Regions from separate parts of the Homo sapiens genome. Here region 2 is linked to region 1. Evidence: chromatin loops called from intact Hi-C (ENCODE). Cell type or tissue: A673. All regions are shown on one strand. Each heading gives the region's core, and the rest is flanking DNA. Links, peaks and the distances in the headings are about the cores only.

Region 1 (9,255 bases), core at 707-8,706:
GCTAACAGACAACATTTTGCTTCTTTTCCAATCTAGATGCATTTTTATTTCTTTTTCTTGTATATTTCTCTGGCTAGGACTTAAGAACTACATTGAATAAAATTGGTAAGAATGGAAAGCGTTCAGTTTTTCACCATTGAGTATGACTTTAGCTGTGGGCATTTCATATATGACCTTGACTACCAAGGTTGAAGTAATTTCCCTGGAGTCCTAGTTCATTGATTGTTTTGCATTGGAAGGGAGTTGAGTTTTGTCAAGTGCTTGTTCTGCGTGAATTGACATATGATCTTTGTCCTTTTTCTGTTAAGGTGTTGTAGTGCATTTATTCATTTCCATATGTTGAACCATCCTCACATCCAGGGATGAATTGCTTTTGGTCATGGTATATGATCCTGTTAATGTACTGTTGAATTTGGGTTGCTAGTACAGGCACACCTCATTGTATTGCCCCTCACTTTATTGTGCTATTCACAGCTATTGTGCTTTTTCACAAACTGAAGTTTTGTGGCAATTCTGTGTCAAGAAAGTTCTATTGTGCCGTTTTTTTCAACACCATGTACTTACTTTGGGTCTCTGTGTCACATCTTGGTAATTCTCAAGATATTTCAAACTTTCCCATTATTATTATATGTTATGGTAATCTGTGATCAGTGATCTTTGATGTTACTTGTTGTAATTGGTTTGGAGCACCGCAAATTGCACCCATGTAAGATAAAGAACTTAACTGATAAATGTGTGTGTTCTGACTGCGCCACCAACCAGCCATTTGTTCTCCCTTTTCTTTCCCTCTCCTTGGGCCTCCCTATTTCCTGAGATACAACAATATTGAAATGAGGCCTATTAATAACCCTACAGTGGCCTCTAAGTGTTCAAGTGAAAGGAAGAGTCACAAGTCTCTCACTTTGAATCAAAAGCTAAAAATGATTAAGCTTATTGAGGAAGGCATTCAAAAGCTCAGATAGGCCCAAAACTAAGCCTCTTCTATCAAACAGCTAGCCAAGTTGTGAAGGCAAAGAAAAAGTTTTTGAAGGAAATTAAAAGTGCTACTCCAGGCCGGGCACGGTGGCTCATGCCTGTAATCCCAGCACTTTGGGAGGCCGAGGCGGGAGGATCATCTGAGGTCAGGATTTCAAGAACAGCCTGGCTAAAATGGCCGAACCGCATCTCTACTGAAAATACAAAAAAAATTAGCTGGGCGTGGTGGTGCATGCCTGCAGTCCCAGCTACTCAGGAGGCTGAGGTGGGAGAATCGATTGAACCCGGGAGGCAGAGGTTGCCATGATCCAAGATTGTGCCACTGCACTCCAGCCTGGGCAACAAAGTGAGACTCTGTCTCAAAAACAAAAACAAAAAAAGTGCTACTCCAGTGAACGCAAATGATAGCAAAACAGCCTCCTCATTGCTGATGTGGAGAGTTTAGTGGTCTGAATAGAAGAGCAAACCATCCACAACATTTTCTGAAGCAAAAGCCTACCCCAGAGCAAGGCTGTACCTCTTTTTCAATTCTGTGAAGTCTGAGACAGGTGAGGAAGCTGCAGAAGAAAAGCTGGAAGCTAGCAGAGGTAGGTTTATGAGATTTAAGAAAAAACAGCTGTCTTCATACCGTAAACATGCAGGGTAAAGCAGCAAGTACTGATATAGAAGCTGCAGCAAGTTATCCAGAAGATCCAGCTAATTGGTGAAGGCGGCTACACAAAACAACAGATTTTCGTCCCAGTGCTGTGGCTCACGCCTGTAATCCCAGCACTTTGGGAGGCCGAGGCGGGCGGATCACGAGGTCAGGAGATAGAGACCATCCTGGCTAACACAGTGAAACCCCGTCTCTACTAAAAATACAAAAAAATTAGCCCGGCGTGGTGGCGGACGCCTGTAGGCTAGTCCCAGCTACTCCGGAGGCTGAGGCAGGAGAATGGCGTGAACTTGGTAGGCGGAGCTTGCAGTGAGCCGAGATCGCGCCACTGCACTCCAGCCTGGGCGACAGAGCAAGATTCTGTCTCAAACAAAACAAAACAAAAAACAGATTTTCAATGTAGATGAAACATTCTTCTATCAGAAGAAGAGGCCATCTAGGACTTTCATAGCTAGAAAGCAGAAGTCAATGCCTAGCTTCAAAGCTTCAAAGGACAGGCTGGCTTACTTGTTAGGGGCTAATGCAGCTGGTGACTTTAAGCTGAAGCCAATATTTACCATTCCAGAAATTCCAGGGCCCTTAAGAATTATGCTAAATCTCCTCTTCCTGTGCTCTATCAGTGGAACATCAAAGCCTGAATGGCAGCACATTTGTTTGAGCATGACTCACTGAATATTTTAATCCCACTGTTGAGACCTACCGCTCAGAAAAAAAGATTCCTTTCAAAATACCACCAGTCATTGACAATACACCTGGTCCCAAGAGCTCTGATGGAAATGTGCAAGGAGATTAATGTTGTTTTCATGCCTGCTAATATAACATCCATTCTGCAGCCCATGGATCAAGGAGTAATCTCAGCTTTCAAGTCTTATTTCAGAAATACATTTCCTAAGGTTATAGCTGCCATAAATAGTGATTCCTCTGATGGATCTGGGCAAAGTAAATTGAAAACTTTCTGAAAAGGATTCTCCATTTTAGATGACACTAAGTATATTTTGATTCATGGGAGGAGGTCAAAATATCAACATTAAGATAAGTCAGTTCCAACGTTCATGGATGACTTTGAGCAGTTCAAGACTTCAGTGAAAGAGGTAACTGCAAGATGGAAATAGCAAAAGAACTAAATTTAACAGTGGACCCTAAAGATGTGAATAAATTGCTGCAATCTCATGATAAAACTTGAAGAGATCAGGAGTGGCTTCTTATGGATGAGCAAAGAAAGTGGTTTCTTGAGATGGAATCTACTCCTGGTGAAGGTGCTGTGTACATTGTTGAAATGACAACAAAGGATTTTGGGATATTCCATAAACTTAGTTGACAAAGCAGCGGCAGGGTTTCAGAGGATTGACTTCAATTTTGAAAGAATATAGGTATTTACTTTGTGGTTATCCTGGGACTTACATGAGACATCTTATACTTGTAATAATCTATTTTAAGCTGATAACAACTTACTCAATCATATACAAAAACCACTTTTACAACTCTACTTTTAAATTATTGATGTAGGGCCAGGTGCAGTGGCTCATGCCTGTAACCCCAGCACTTTTGGAGGCCAAGGTGGGAGGATGGCTTGAGCTCAGGAGTTCAAAACCAGCCTGGACAACATAGCAAGATCTCTCATCTTAAAAAAATTATTTTTAAAATTTTTATTTCAATGGTTTTTGGGGTACAGGTGGTTTTTGGTTACCTGGATAAGTTCTTCAGTGGTGATTTCTGAGATTTTAGTGTACCCATCACCCAAGCAGTCTATGTTATAATCAACATGTAGTGTTTTATTCCTCACCCCCTCCAAACCTCCCTGGCTAAGTCCTCAAAGTCCATTATATCATTCTTTTTTTTTTTTTTTACCCTGAGATGGAGTCTTGTTTTGTTGCCTAGGCTGGAGTGCAGTGGTGCAATCTTGGCTCACTGCAACCTCCACCTCCTGGGTGATTCTTGTGCCTCACCCTCCCTAGTAGGTGGGACTACAAGCACATGCCGCCACATCCAGCTAATTTTTGTATTTTTTTTTTTTTGTAGAGACAGGGTTTCACCATGTTGGCCAGGCTGGTCTCGAACTCCTGGCCTCAAGTGATCCACCCACCTTGACATCCCAAAGTGCTGGGGTTACAGGTGTGAGCCACTGTGCCTGGCCTGCTAAAGTCCATTATATCATTCTTATGCCTTTGAGCCCTCATAGCTTAGCTCCCACTTGTGAGAGGTACAATATTTGGTTTTCCATTTCTGAGTTACTTTACTTAGAATAATGGCCTCTGGCTCCATCCAAGTTGCTGCAAAAGACATTATTTCATTCCTTTTTATGGCTGAAGAGTAGTACTCCACGATGAATATACCACATTTTCTTTATCCACTCATTGGTTGATGGTCACTTAGGTTGGTTCTATATCTTTGCAATTGTGAATTGTGCTGCTATAAACGTGTGTGCATGTGTCTTTTTCATATAATGACTTATTTTCCTTTGGGTATATACCCTGTAGTGGGATTGCTGGATCAGATGGTGTTCTACTTTTTGTTCTTTAAGGAATCTCCGCACTGTTTCCCATAGTGGTTGTACTAATTTACATTCCCACCAGCAGTGTAGAAGTGTTCCCTTTTCACCACATTCACACCAACATCTATTGTTTTTTTGACTTTTTAATTATGATCGTTCTTGCAGGAGTAAGGTGATATCTCATTGCGGTCTTAACATCTCCCTGATGATTAGCGATGTTGAGCATTTTTTCATGTTCGTTGGCTGCTTGTATATCTTCTTTTGAGAATTGTCTATTTATGTTCTTTGCCACTTTGTAATGGGATTATTTTTTTCTTGCTCATTTGAGTTCCTTATAGATTCTGGATATTATTCCTTTGTCGGATGCATAGTTTGCAAATTTCTCCCACTCTGTGGGTTGTCTGCTTACTCTGCTGTTTGTTTTGCTGTGCAAAAGCTAAAAAAAAAATTATTGATGTCACAAATTACACCTTTACATAGTGCGTACCCATTAAGATATTTTAACATATTTTTATAGTTACAGTGTTTGTTTTGATTTTTAGAGATGGGGCTTCACTTTTTTGCCCAGGCTGGTCTTAAACTCCTGGCTTCAAGAAATCTTCCCCAAGTGCTGGGATGACATGTGTGGGTCACCGTGCCTGGCCAGTTACAGTTATTTTTATGCTTTGTCTTGTCAATTCTGGACCAGAATTAAAAGTGCACTACCATTATAGTCCTGAAGGATTCTGCATTTGTCTATATTTAGTTTGCCAGTGAGCCTCATATTTTCTTTTTCTTTTTGGGACAGAGTCTCGCTCTGTTGCCCAGGTTGGAGTGCAGTGGCATGATCTTGGCTCACTGCAACCGCCGCCTTCTGGGTTTGAGCAATTCTCCTGCCTCAGCCTCCCGCATAGCTGGGATTACAAGTGTGTGCCACCATGTCTGGCTAATTTGTTTTTTTGTATTTTTAGTAGAGATGGGGTTTCACCATATTGGTCAGGCTGGTCGCGAACTCCTGACCTCAGGTGATCCTCCCACCTCAGCCTCCCAAAGTGCTGGGGTTATAGGTGTAAGGCACTACACTCGGCCACTCCCAATCTTTGCATACTGGCTTTGTACAGGGCAGACCTTCACCAGCTAGCCCAGGTAGAGATTCTGAAACCTCTTAAATGTTTTTCCAAGTTCAACTTTTTAGGATTGTGTTATTTCCCAACTGAAGGTTGCTGGTTTTTCATCTTGTAATCTCTTGCTCCCTCTGGTGTCTGTCTTCAGAATTGCACGTTCCCTAGTGCTGCAGCTGCAAGTCGCCCCTTTGTTCTCAGTGGCTCTCTGGCAAAGCATGACAGCTTCCTATAAGCACCCCAAGTTAGATGAGATGGGCAACAGTCCCTTGGGCAGCACTACAAAAAGCTGCAATGCTGGCGTGTAAGTTCCATTCCTCCTGGGAGAGAAAATGCAAGTTGGGTGATTTCTCTTGGTGGTGTCCAGCCACACTGGCCTGTCTGTGGTACTACAGGCTCTGGTGGCACGGCAAACGATCCTCCAACTCTCCCGTGCTTTTAGCAGACTCCAGACATCCAAAGGATGCCAGTTCTGTCAGTATTCCAAGTCAGACAAGACGAAAGAGTCAGAATCTTGGTCACATGCTCCAACGTTCTCTACCTCTCTCCCCCTCACCGAGTCTGCCCCCTTCAACCCAGGGAAAAGCCAGGAGCTGGCGTACTCGCCATCATGCTGGGCTGTCATCCTGGGTGGAGTAAAGTGAAATGACTCTTCTTACTCATTTCAACGTGGCTGTTCTTAATTTTGCACTCACCTGGGGATACTGCAACTTAACTGGTTTCTGGTATCCTGGTCTATAAATTAAACTGGTGTCTCTGTGGGGTAATGAGGACTGGTACTTCCTATTTTGCCATCTTGCTGATGTCAACCCCCATTTCATATTTTAACCAAAAGGGAAACAGAAATAGGCCACAGAATCCAGCATGATTTACATATCAAAAGGAAACCTTTCCGGAGTGCTGGGAAGTAGTTGTATCCTTAAATATTACAAGCCCTTGTGTTACAGATGAGAGAGCCAAGGCACAGAGGTAACACAGTGAAATCGTACATCCCAAAGACTAGGGGTGAACAGTGACTAGTATGCAGCAGGCACTCGAAAATGATAACTATTTTTATTATTTCTTTTATAGTAAAATTATTCTAAAATGGGGAAACTATCCTGGATTATTGGGGTGGGCCCAATGCAATCACAGGGTCCTTTTATAACTGAGAGATTTGAAGATGCTAAGCTGCTGGCTTTGAAGATAGAAGGGCCCATGAGCCAAATAATATGGCAGCCTCTAGAAGCTGGAAACAGCAGAACACAAATTCTCCCTAAGGCCTTCCTCAGGAGCAGTGCCCTGCGATCACCCTGATTTTAGTCTCGTCAGACCCACTGTTGGATTTCTGACTCCTAGAACTCAGAAGTCAGAATTTAAAAGCAAATTTGTGGCTGGGCATAGTGGTGTAATGCCTGTAATCTCAGCACTTTGGGAGGACATGGCAGGAGGATTGCCTGAGCCCAGGAGTTTGAGACCAGCCTGGGCAACATGGCAAGACCTCGTCTCATTTTACTTAAAATACAGAATGAAAATTAATTAATTAGTTAATGAAAAAATTAAACTGGTGTGTTTTAAGTCACTAAGTTTGTGGTGATTTATTAGAGACAAACTAGGAAGCTAATAGAGAGTCTGAAATTAAAAAAAATACATTTAAGACAAAATTACTTAGGAAATAAAATTTTATTGTACAAAATTTACATTTGGTGCATATGATGAAAAGCATGGCAAAGAGACCCTTAATCTTTTTTCTTTGATATTTACTGTGAAAGTAATTTCCTAATACCAGATCATACAATTTTTTTGTATAGAATGTTTAACAGCTGTGTTGGTAGTAAGTGTTTTGGGTATAAGGTATAAAACAGAAATTAGATCAGAAAAGTGCAGGGGGAAGACCACTGCCAAAGAGTAATCTCCAAGAACTTGGTATTTTCCACCGTGAGGCAGATACTGTGGGGTCATCGCTCTGTAATTGAAGAACAAAATATTTTAATCTTTAAACTTTACCATCAAATCTCCTTTTAAAGTGAATTATAAAACTCTCCTTTTGTGTTCCTTTTGGTTGGCACTTTTATAGCCAGGTTTTATTGTTAAGGAAAAATAAAGTTTCTTTGTCTTCATGTCAACTGAAGATAAATTTCTTTAAGTTCCAAATTATAAAGATATGCCAGAAAGGCTGTAGATGAAGTTTATTAGGGAAAATCACATTCAAAAAGAATAGGGATTAAAAAAAAAATCAGCATTATGTGATTTGTATCAATTTGTTCTTGGCAAAAGCATGAATTAAAAAGCTAGTTACCCATCTTAGAAAGCAGCCTTATGCTCAGTGTTCTGTTATGCCTAAAGGCTAACTCACTTCCCTGGGTGTAATGCTCTCATTTCATAATAGAGAAAAATATCAACTGTAATACATATTCAATAGCTACAGTATTGCTCACATAGCAATACTTTTTACTTCCCTAAAAAAATTCCTGAATTCCACAGAAGGCTTGTTTATTATTGCAAGACTATGTCTGGCATAATTAATCTAACATGAATAGTAAGTACAATGAAGAACTAAGGATTTTCCTTTTTGGAAAGTCAGCTTTAATGAAAAAACTGTAAATAATAGGTTGGTTAACTGTCCTCTAATTTTCAAAAGTTCAGCTTAAACTAAATTTTATGTAAAGATATGTCTATATTTAATACAAACGTTCACTTACTTGGTCTACTTAGGTAGTATATAAAGTGCGAGTTAATGAATACAACCAGACAAAGAAGAGGCTTAAGCTATAATAGAACTTACAAGTGGTTTGAGTATCTGAAGCCACTCATTAAGATACTCAACAAGACCTAATGCATCTGGGATGTTGTCCCCTTCTGAAACAAATTTCAGCAGAACTGCCATTTGGATTTCTTTAGAACAGCTACAAGAAATAAAAATAAGAATCAGTATTCTTTCATAGGGTACAAGAGCTGACTCTAGTGTGTCTGTTTTTACAGCTACGATAACCTACCTGGTTTAGGAAAGGAAAAGACGCCACACCATAAGATCACTTATCATCTCCCTTCGCCCCACACAGAGTTTTCTACTTGTGAGAGCAGGCCCCTGTAACACCCACTGGGGAACACGCACAATCATGCCTCACCCCATGGCTGCATGAAAAACCAGCCTTTCTGTCCTTGGCTACAGCAGATAAGGTATGTTCTGACCTACTCCCCAAACCTACTTCAGAAGACAGTAATTTTCAGAAGCACCACAGCAGAGACTGAAAGAAAATAACACCTAGTTACTATCTAAAGCAGTGAGGGAAACTGTGGAAGAGAATGGAATCATTAAAGGAAATAAAAGTTCCTACTTCTTCCGAAAACGCTGAGTGGTTATTATGTGTTAAGCATTATCTGCAAATTTTATGACAATCCCTGTAATAATCCTGAAGAAGCTATAATTAGCTCCATTTTATAAGTGAATCAGTTTGGAATAACGGGAACAAAGACAGACACCAGGATTCAGATTCTAGCTCTTCAACTTACCAGATATGTTGGGCAAGTTACTTAACCAGGGGTGTTCCTCATCTATAAAAGGGGGATGATAATGGAACCTACTTCACAGGTTGTTGTGAGGCTGAAAGGAGGTAGTGGAGGCAAAATGCTTAAAACAGTGACCACACAGTAAATATGAAAGAAGTATTAGCTACTTTTATGAGGTAACAGGTTTAAAGAGATTGAATACAGGCTGGGCGCGCTGGCTCAAGCCTGTAATCCCAGCACTTTGGGAGGCCGAGGTGGGCAAATCATTTGAGGTCAGGAGTTCGAGACCAGCCTGGCCAACATGGTGAAACCCCGTCTCTACTAAAAATATAAAAATTAGCTGGGCATGGTGGCATGTGCCTGTAGGTACTCAGGAGGCTGAGGCAGGAGAACTGCGTGAGACAGAGCAAGACTCTGTCGCAAATGAAGAAAAAAAGATTTAATACATAGTTAACATGCCCAAAGTTCTATATCTAGTAAGGTCTCTATATCTAACTATATCTAGTTAGGTCTCTCTAACTCCAAAACATAGTCTCCTATCATAC
Region 2 (9,255 bases), core at 845-8,844, 900 kb before region 1:
CAATCACACACACACACACACACACACACACACACACACACAGCATAGCTGTCTTCTCTGCTGCGTACACTTGGAACTCTAACGTTAGTCTAGAGCTCTGGCCTCTCTGGCTTGGCCCTGGAAGTTGCCCCCAAGGGCAGCTCCGGAGAGCATGGCTGCCCAGACCCAGGGACCACCCTGAGGGGCTGGCTGGTCAAATGACTCTACTGAATCCAGACTTATTATTCCTATATCTATGGAAAAGGGACGCAGAACGGTTCCAAATCTTGCAGGCTTGAGGACAGACATTTTCAGACTCCTTTACACTTGAGCAATCTGTTTCACATTTTCTTCCTTCTGAATGGTCAGTGAACAGCCACACTAACAGGAAAACTCCCCACAAATTCAATCTGCTTGACACCAAAACATTTGCATTAAAGAGAAAAAATATCACCGGATCTTCCAAATGATTGTCTTTATGGTGCTGAAAATCAAGATGTGCAATTTGCAGATCTGGAGCACAGTGACTGAATTTTTTTCCTTTTACATCAGACCATTTGGCACTTTTTTGGGGGGAGATGGGAAATACTCCAATGTTATGGTATTTGGAGGTGGAATCTTTGCTAGGTAATTAGGTAATGAGGGTGGAGTCCTCATGAATGGGACCAGTACCCTTATAAGAAGAGGCTGGAGGCTAGCAAGCTCTTTCCACAAGAGAAGGTGGCAGTTTGCCACCGGGAAGAGTGGCCTCATCCGAACCCAACCGTGCTGGCACTGTGGTCTCTCATGTCTGACCTCCAGAATGAGAAATCAGTGTTTGCTGTTTATAAGCCACCCGGTCTACGGTACTTTGTTCTAGCAGTCAAACTAAGGCTGAATTTCAAAGTTTTAGCTCTTATGTTTATATTTTTGTCCATTTGAGTTAATTTTTGAATATGTTATAAGGGTCCAATGTCACTCTTCTGCATGTGGCTATCCAGATCCCCCATCACCACTCTGAAAAGGCTGTCCTTTCCCCATTGAATGGCCTTGGCATCCTTTCTGAAAATTACTTGACCATATATTTGAGGGTTTATCTCTGGACTCTCTGTTCTATTCCACTGGTCTATATATTTGTCTATATCCCAGCACCACACTACAAAACTTACTACAGCTTTGTAGTAAGTCTTGAAATCAGGAATTGTGAGACCTTTAACTTTTCAAATCTTTTTTTTTTTTTTTGAGATTATTGTGGATATTTAGGGTCCCTTGAGATAATATATAAACGTTAGGATGGATTATTTTTCCTATTTCTGCAAAAAGCCTCATTGGGATTTCAAAAGCGATTACACTGAAGTCTGTACACTGCTTTTAGTAGTACTAACATCTTAAAAATAGTTAAGTCTTCCAATTCATGAATACAAGATATCTTTCCATTTATTTGTATTTTCTTCCATTTCTTTCAGCAATGCTTTCTATTGCTCAGTGCACAAGTCTTTCACCTCCTTGGGTAAGTATATTTCTAAGTATTCTCTTTTTTTGATGCTATTGAAAATGGAATTTTCTTAATTTCCTTACCGAATTGTTCATTGTACATGAAAATAAATGCAATTGATTTTTGCATGTTGATTCTGTATCCTGCTAACTTTGCCAAATTCATTAGTTCTGACACTTTTTGGGTTATTTTTAAAATAGAATCTTTAGAGTTTTTACACATAAGGTCATGTCATCTTCTAACAGATACTTTTACTTCTTCCTTTCCACTTGGAATGTCTTTTATTTCTTTTTCTTGCCTAATTGCTCTGGCTAGAATGTCTAATTAATACTATGTTGAACAGAAGTAGTGAAAGCAGGCATCCTTGTCTTGTTCCCGGTCTTACAGGAAAAGCTTTCAGTCTTTTACCATTAAGTATGATGTAAGCTGTGGGCTTTTCATAGATAGCCTTTATGATGTTGAAGTAGCTTCCTTCCATCCTACTTTGTTGAGGGTTTCTATCATGAAAGTATGTTGAATTTCATCAAACACTGATGGCAGTGGTGGCCCATCTGGAGCAGCTGCTGTGAAGATGCTGGCTGCAGCAGGGGAGGCATGGCCAGGGCTGTGTGCTCCACGGAGCCGGTGAGAGCCAGGAACAGGTGGGAGCCCTGCCCTCTTCTGAGTTGGTAGGGCAGGAGCCCTGCCCTCCTGGGTGCAGCTGCAGTCACAAAGCTGCAGCTGCGGACCCAGGGCATCCCTGTGCTCTCAGGGTCCTAGCGAAGTCCCCTGCCCCTGCAGGCTCAGAAGTGCCTGCTCCTGCTACCTGGCTTCTCCCCGCTCCTGCTGCCTGCTCCAATTTTGGAGCAAAGCTGAGGCTGAGCCTGGGCACTGTCACAATTTGGCCAGGTGTGTCACAATTTGGCCAGGTGTGTCACAATTTGGGGCAGCGCTGATATGCCAGCCCCCTGCCACCTCAGCCCCCTCCGGACTTTGGGTGCTGACGAGCATCAGTGGGAGGCTGAGGCAGGGGTGGGCTGAGGGTGGGTTGGTGTGGGCCTGCAGGTGCCCCTTGACACCAACAGCCTGGGCACCGTGTACATGACTGATGGCAGCAGGAGGCAGACAGGCTCCTGGGCAAAAAGGGGCAGGTCCCTGCTGAAGCCCCACCTTCAAGCCAGGAATGGCCTAAAGCATGGGGGCCAAGCTGTCAGTTCTGAGTGGAGTCCACAGACCAGAGTAAGAACTTAGGATGCTTTTTCTGGGCCTGCCTGTGGCCGTCCATGGACCAATCAGCATGCACTTCCTCCCTTTTGAGCTCATTAAAAATCCTGGATTCAGTTTGACTTGAACAGACATCGGATCAACCTGCCTGTGGATAGGAGCTACTCACTGCAGGTCTCCTCTCCACTGACGGCTAGACACTTATTGGCATGACCTGCCTGAGGAAAGGAGCTACCCATTGACAGACAGACATTGGGATGACCTGTCTGGGGAAAGGAGCTACCCTCTATGGGTCTCCTCTCTGCTCTGAGCTGGACAGACGTCAGGATGACCTGCCTACAGAAAGGAGCTACCCATTGACAGACAGACATTGGGATGACCTGTCTGGGGAAAGGAGCTACCCACTGTGGGTCTCCTCTCTGATCTGAGCTGGACAGACAGACATCAGGATGACCTGCCTACAGAAAGGAGCTATCCAGTCTGGGTCTCCTGAGAGCTGTTCTGTTGCTCAATGAAGCTTCTCTCCAACTTCTCACCCACCAGTTGTCCATGTACCTCATTCTTCTTGGATGTGGGACAAGAACTTGTGACTGGCCGAATGGTGGGACTAAAAGAGCTGTAACATAAACAGGGCTGAAACATGCCCCTCCACTCACCACACTGTGGGGGACAAGAAGGAAAGAAGAGCTGTGACCCTTAGGGCAGCCCAGACCTAGGGTTCTCCTGGCCAGGGCTGTGACACCATCTTTGGGACTCTGCAGTTCCTGGTGTCTCCAAGCTTCCGGGTACCATCACATTCCCCTCATCCAGACGCAAGTGCCTGCAGTGGATGCTGCATGCAGTGTATCTGGTCCAGCTGCAGCCTTGCACAGAGCAAGCACCTGTGCCAGTACCTGGAGCTGCCTGCCCTGCTGCAGCAACCAGCGCACCTGGCTGTGCACAGTGGCTGGACCTTGCACTCACTTGCTCACACACCCCTCACCATTCTGTGCCTGGCTTGCCCTTGGCAGGTGTGGGATCTGGGCCAGTAACGTGAGCTGAGCGCAGCCTGCCAGGGGAAGTGGGCAGGATGAGCCCAGTGGGCATGAGCAATACTCAGGCAGAAGGCACCACCAGCCACAAAGGTTTCTGACTGGCGAAGTGACACCCTAAGGATCCTGTGACAATACTATTTCTGCATCAACTGAGATGATTGTGGGACAAGAACTTGGGACCTGCTGAATGAAGTTTGGGACCCCCAACTTCATTCTGTTAATGTAGTGTATGACACTGACTGAATTTCATGTATGGAACCATCCTTGCCTTCTGGGAATAAATCCCCCACTTGTTGATGATGTATAATCCTTTTACTTTTTTAAATTTAATTTTTATTTAGTATTATTATTATTTTTGAGACAGAGTCTCGCTCTGTCTTCCAGGCTGGAGTACAGTGGCACGATCTCAGGTCACTGCAACCTCCGCCTCCCGGGGTCAAGTGATTCTCCTGCCTCAGCCTCCCGAGTAGTTGGGATTGCAGGTGCGTGCCCCCATGCCTGGTTAATTTTCGTATTTTTAGTAGTGACAGGTTTCACCATGTTGGCCAGGCTGGTCTCGAACTCCTGACCTCAAGTAATCTGCCTCCCTTAGCCTCCCAAAGTGCTGGGATTACAGGTGTGAGTCACTGTGCGCAGCCAGTATAACCCTTTTAATATACTGCTGAATTTAGTTTGCTAGTATTTTGTTGAGGACTTTTGCATCAATATTTATAAGAAATATTAGTCTATGGTTATCTTTTTCTGCTGTGTCTTTGTCTGGCTTTGGTATCAGGAATGCTGGCCTCATCTCATAATGAGTTAGGAAGTGTTCCCACCTCTTGAAATTTCTAGAAGTTTAAGAAGGATTGATGTCAATTCTTTAAATGTTTGGTAGAATTCACCACTGAAGCCATGTGGTCCAGGTTGGAGATTTTAGACCATTGGTTCAATCTCCTTACTAGCTATAGATCTATTAAGATTTTCTATTTCTTCATGATTCAGTCTTGGTAGGCTGTTTCTAATATCTTTTCATTTCATCTAGGTTATCCAATTGGTTTGCATACAATTGTTCGTAGCACTATTTTATAATCCTTTTCATTTCTGTATTTATTGGATCATTTTTCTTCCAACCAGTACATCTCATATTATTAAAGGACAGTCGTCTGCAGCCATGACTTACTGAGGGTTCCCTTGTGCTGCACCATGGGCTGTCGCCTGCTGCCATGCGTCCACGTGTGCAAGGCCACACCACGCCCGAACCCTGCTGGGCTTATGCTCTCAGCTACACTCTCCTTTCCACACACACACAGAGGACCCCAGGAATGATCAGATGTGGGGACTGGAAACAACCAGGGAGAGCACTGAACACAGTGTTTTCCACCATGTGCTTTGCAGCCTCTTAGAGAGCTGGAAAATCCATTTAAGTGGGTCACAGCCAGCATTCCAAAAACTGAAACAGAACAGAAATGATCTGAGCACACTGTAAGTATTGTTTTGTAAAACCTCTGCCTTAATTGCATTATAGGAGGCTTTTGTGTTGTGATATAAAATGTATTTCTTACTGTTCTTCATGGCAAGATACAGATTGAAGGCCTCCGAATGAAGCCAGTTATCCCTCATTTTAGATGGGGGGAAACTGAGGACAGAGGGCATATTCCTCTCTAGGCACCTCGGTCAGTCTGCGGTAAAGCAAGACTACTGCTGGGTATTCTGATTCTACCCAAGGGCTAACCTCCCAGTGAATGAATGTATTTTATGGCCTCAAATAGTTGGAAATCTATTTTTCCCCTGTTCCACAGTGAGAATTTCAAAGAAGAGGTGAAATTGATCTTTGGATATTCAGCAACACCTTTGCCTTCTGATAAAATCAATTTTCCCTGTTTTCTCCCTTTTTTCATGCAGCCTCTCCACCATCCTGATATTTTATCACTACCGTCCTTTCCACTCTAGATGGCAGTCACAGCCTGGATGTGAGGCCAGTACCCCTGGCTGTCAGAGACTGCACCTCCCCCTTTCTTCCTCCTGGGGAATCCATCATCAGACTTCTCAGATTCAAGATCCCCCAACTCTGCTCAATCTAGGGCACGTCCCTTAAGAGAAAAGACAAATCATCTAGGAAGGTCTGCTGGAAGAAAAGGAAGGGAATCCTTTCTATTTCTGGGACAATGCAATGGGCTAGCGGGGAAAAGCAATATGAGGTGCCTCTCCCAGCTTGGTGCTGGGGTTAGTGAGCAATCGGACTTCAAGAGGAATCAGCCTGGGAATGAGAAAGTTCCAGGCAGCAGGAAAATGTGGAACCACACAAGATCCAGGCAGGCATCATCCTGATTTCAGCACCAGTTGCCTCGTCTCACATGTGAGAAGAAGTCAGAGCTCAGAGGGGATTTTCTGTGACCTTCACCCAAGGTCACAGAGCTGCTGGGGCTTTGCCAAGAGCCAGACCCCAGCCTGGTGAGCCTCCCCAACAGGGGCCACCCAGAGTTATGATCATTAAGATAATTTTTAATCTTCTTCTCTTTTTTTTTTTCAGAACAAACCACACCAACTTTCAAGGACTAAGCAAAAAATAAACCAACAGATTTTACTATTAGATTATTAATGCTAATACCTTATATATTTAAAAGATTACTATAAATTTGTTGATAAAAATGTTCATACATTTTATTTAAAATTATTATTTTAGCCACCATAGAAACCATGTTCAAATGAATTACTCTGGGAGTCTATAGATGCCCAGAACATTACTGCCTTTAGCATCAGTTTACATGATCAGAGGATGTTTTGTAATTGCAAAGGTAATACATGAATACATTCTTACCATAAAAGTTTTACTGCACAGATCAGTGTTCCTTTGTCCTTACTTCCTTCCCAGGCACAGCTGTCAGTTTGCTGTGGGTCCTTCCTGACCTTTCTCTACAGATCAGTTTGTAACTCGGACGTCAGTCTCACTAATTGAGTCGTGCTTGCCTTTGCACCAAAATTGTATCATTTGGTTTGATCACCCATATAATGAACAAGACTTAACTCTAAATGGATTTTGGCTGGTACCAAAAATCAAATCTATCCCCAAGAGCAAAACTATTTGCTCTTTGCAAAGGAAGATTTGCCATTGTGGAGAAGCTTTTAAAAAATTTCCCTTGATTAAAAAAACAAACAAACAAATAAAAACAACCCAGTCAGGTGCAGTGGCTCAGGCCTGTAATCCTAGCACTTTGGGAGGCTGAAGTGGGAAGATCGTTTGAGGCAAGGAGTTCAAGACCAGCCTGGGCAACACAGTGAGATCTTGTCTCTACAAAAAATTTAAAAATTAGCCAGGCATGGTTGCGCGTGCCTATAGTCACAGCTACGCAGGAGGCTGAGGCAGGGGGATCAGTTGAGCCTAAATGTTCGAGGCTGCAGTGAGTTATGATCATGCCACTATACTCCAGCCTGCGCAACAAAGTGAGATCTTGTCACTTAAAAATAACCCCAAAACCTGAAGGTAATTCCCAAACATTCTGAGCAGTGCCAACATCAGTAGAAGGACTATTTGAGACACTGTCACTTTAAAGATAAGCATTGACTCTTCCAAAGCTCTGCCCACTGTGGTTCAGGTGGGAATCTGCGTGCAGCTGGGGTCCAGCATCCTTATGCAGTTTCTGCCGGGCCGCTTGGCCTCCTGTTTCCCTTAATTGAAGGGAGATGTTCTCATTTTGAGGTGATGTGAAATTGTCTATCCTCTAATGCTTCAATTAGACATAGCAAAGGGCAAAACCTTTCAAATGACCACCTGGGCAGCCTGATAATTGGAAGTCCTTGCTCACTCAGACAGACATGCTGCGGCCAACCCGCCGGACCCTAAGCTCTTGGAAATGCAGTTTCCGTGAAATGCAGTAACGGAGAGCTGTCACTGGACAACCGACAAACACACACATCTGGTCTGTGGTGCAGCAGGGTCTGCCTTGCCTGCAGGGAAACGGTCCCCTGCGGTTCATCCCCACAATGATGCCAGAGGAAGCCTGTGGCTCTTTTCTTTAGTCTGGAGTGTCAGAGGCAGACCGAGTACAACTGCATCAGTAAGCCCTTTAGTCCACTCCTTCAAGCCTTACTGAAAATCATTCCTTTCCATCGTTTTCCACATGCTTTTCTAAACGTATGAGGTGGGCAGGAGTGAGAGCAGCAGGGCACAGCGAGCCAGCGCTCCAGCCGCAGTGGGAATGAACAGTGTGGCGCTGAAACCCCTGCTCCCTGTGCCCTCCGAGGGATCCCAGGACACTGCCTGTGGGTTTCTCAAACACCCCTGAGCCTGGGGCCCACCTCAGAGCCTCTATCTGCAGGGGAGGGTAGAGGGACACTGCCCAGGTAGAGAAAGGCACTCGTCACATATGGCACACCCAGAGGTCCCCTCACTGTGAGTTCTGAGCCCCAGCACAGCGGGCTCCTGGCTGTCAGACACCTGCCCAGGACCGTCTGCCCTCTGGCCACCGCTGCTCCCAAGGCCAGCAGAGAGGCTGCTGGTGCAGGGCCGAGCCTCAGAGAGCGGGGAGCCCATGGCCACCTCTGTCCCTCTGGCTATAAGCTTTAGTCACAGAGGAGGGCCTTGCCTGGGGAGATGACTGGACAGCAGTGGCCACGAGTGACCATGTCAGGCTGGGCACAGGACACGCACAGCACTGTTGACCCAGACACGTGTCTCAACTCCTAACCAGGCAGGAACAGTATTTACTTCCACAAGGACCTTCTCACCCATTTTTCTGGGAACCAGTGGCCCTCTCAGTCTATCTTGGTCTTCAGCCTTGCAATAGAAGCCTGAGTGCAGAAGAAAATTTTCTCTGAAAAACAACCCCCACGTGCAAACCCACAGATGGCAATGCTGCTGCCCGGCACTGAAGGGTCCCCAGCGAGAGACAGGTGACAGCCCGGGCAGCACAGGCCCACTCCATGGCAGCCACCTCACAGCCCCAGCCTCAGGGTGTGGCCCCATAGGCTGCTTTTTCAAGAGAAGATGGAAACTCCAATTTTCATGTGAAATCTCACAATTTTTATTTTTTATTTTTTTATTTTTGAGATGGCGTCTCCCTCTGTCGGCCAGGCTGGAGTGCAATGGCGTGATCTCAGCTCACTGCAACCTCTGCCTCCAGATTCTCTTGCTTCAGCCTCCCAAGTAGCTGGGATTACAGGCACGTGCCACCACACCTGGCTAACTTTTGTATTTTTGAGTAGAGACAAGGTTTCACCATGTTGGCTGGGCTGGTCTCAAACTCCTGACCTCAAGTGATCTGCCCACCTCGGCCTCCCAAAGTGCTGAGATTATAGGCGTGAGCCACCGCACCCAGCCCCAATTTTTAAAAGCTAGATCAACTTAGGTTCGAACACCCTGTGGGGCAAACCAGGTACACAGCCATGCTCTAGGCTAACTCTGTGGCTTCTGCAGAGAGGGACTTGTGGGGAGAGCTCACCCCATGTCAGGGCACTGTGGATCTGAGGAGCATGAGTTTCTGCATCAAGAGGGCTGACAGCCACCAAGTGCTTGTCCTCCTCCGCAACAGCCAGGGCCCCTCCCAGTGTCAACCCCAGGGAGCTGGAGGAGCCCAGCTGTGCTGGGTG

Evidence for each region. A loop is a pair of places that touch in the nucleus more often than their neighbours do. Peaks named below come from ENCODE experiments on the same cell type or tissue, not always from the same donor. Only the 100,000 strongest peaks of a DNase experiment are listed, where the experiment ranks them.
Region 2: it touches region 1 in a loop (7-fold over the local background); 5 of 110 quality-filtered maps call a loop at or near these places.

The regions. Positions count from the first base shown.
Region 1 is chr18:12,723,350-12,732,604 of GRCh38, reverse strand. PSMG2 (proteasome assembly chaperone 2) reads right to left here. Exons shown (of 7, transcript NM_020232.5): 6 at 7,986-8,106; 7 at 6,865-7,166. The coding sequence ends at 7,074. Among named protein-coding and RNA genes, the nearest start is that of LINC01882, 21 kb to the left of the region's middle. In A673, for the core only: a CTCF peak has its summit at 5,376 (motif pointing left); a DNase peak (open chromatin) is centred at 5,364.
Region 2 is chr18:13,626,719-13,635,973 of GRCh38, reverse strand. The region is part of intron 5 of LDLRAD4 (low density lipoprotein receptor class A domain containing 4); the gene reads right to left. Among named protein-coding and RNA genes, the nearest start is that of MIR4526, 20 kb to the right of the region's middle. In A673, for the core only: a CTCF peak has its summit at 5,611 (motif pointing right); a DNase peak (open chromatin) is centred at 5,653.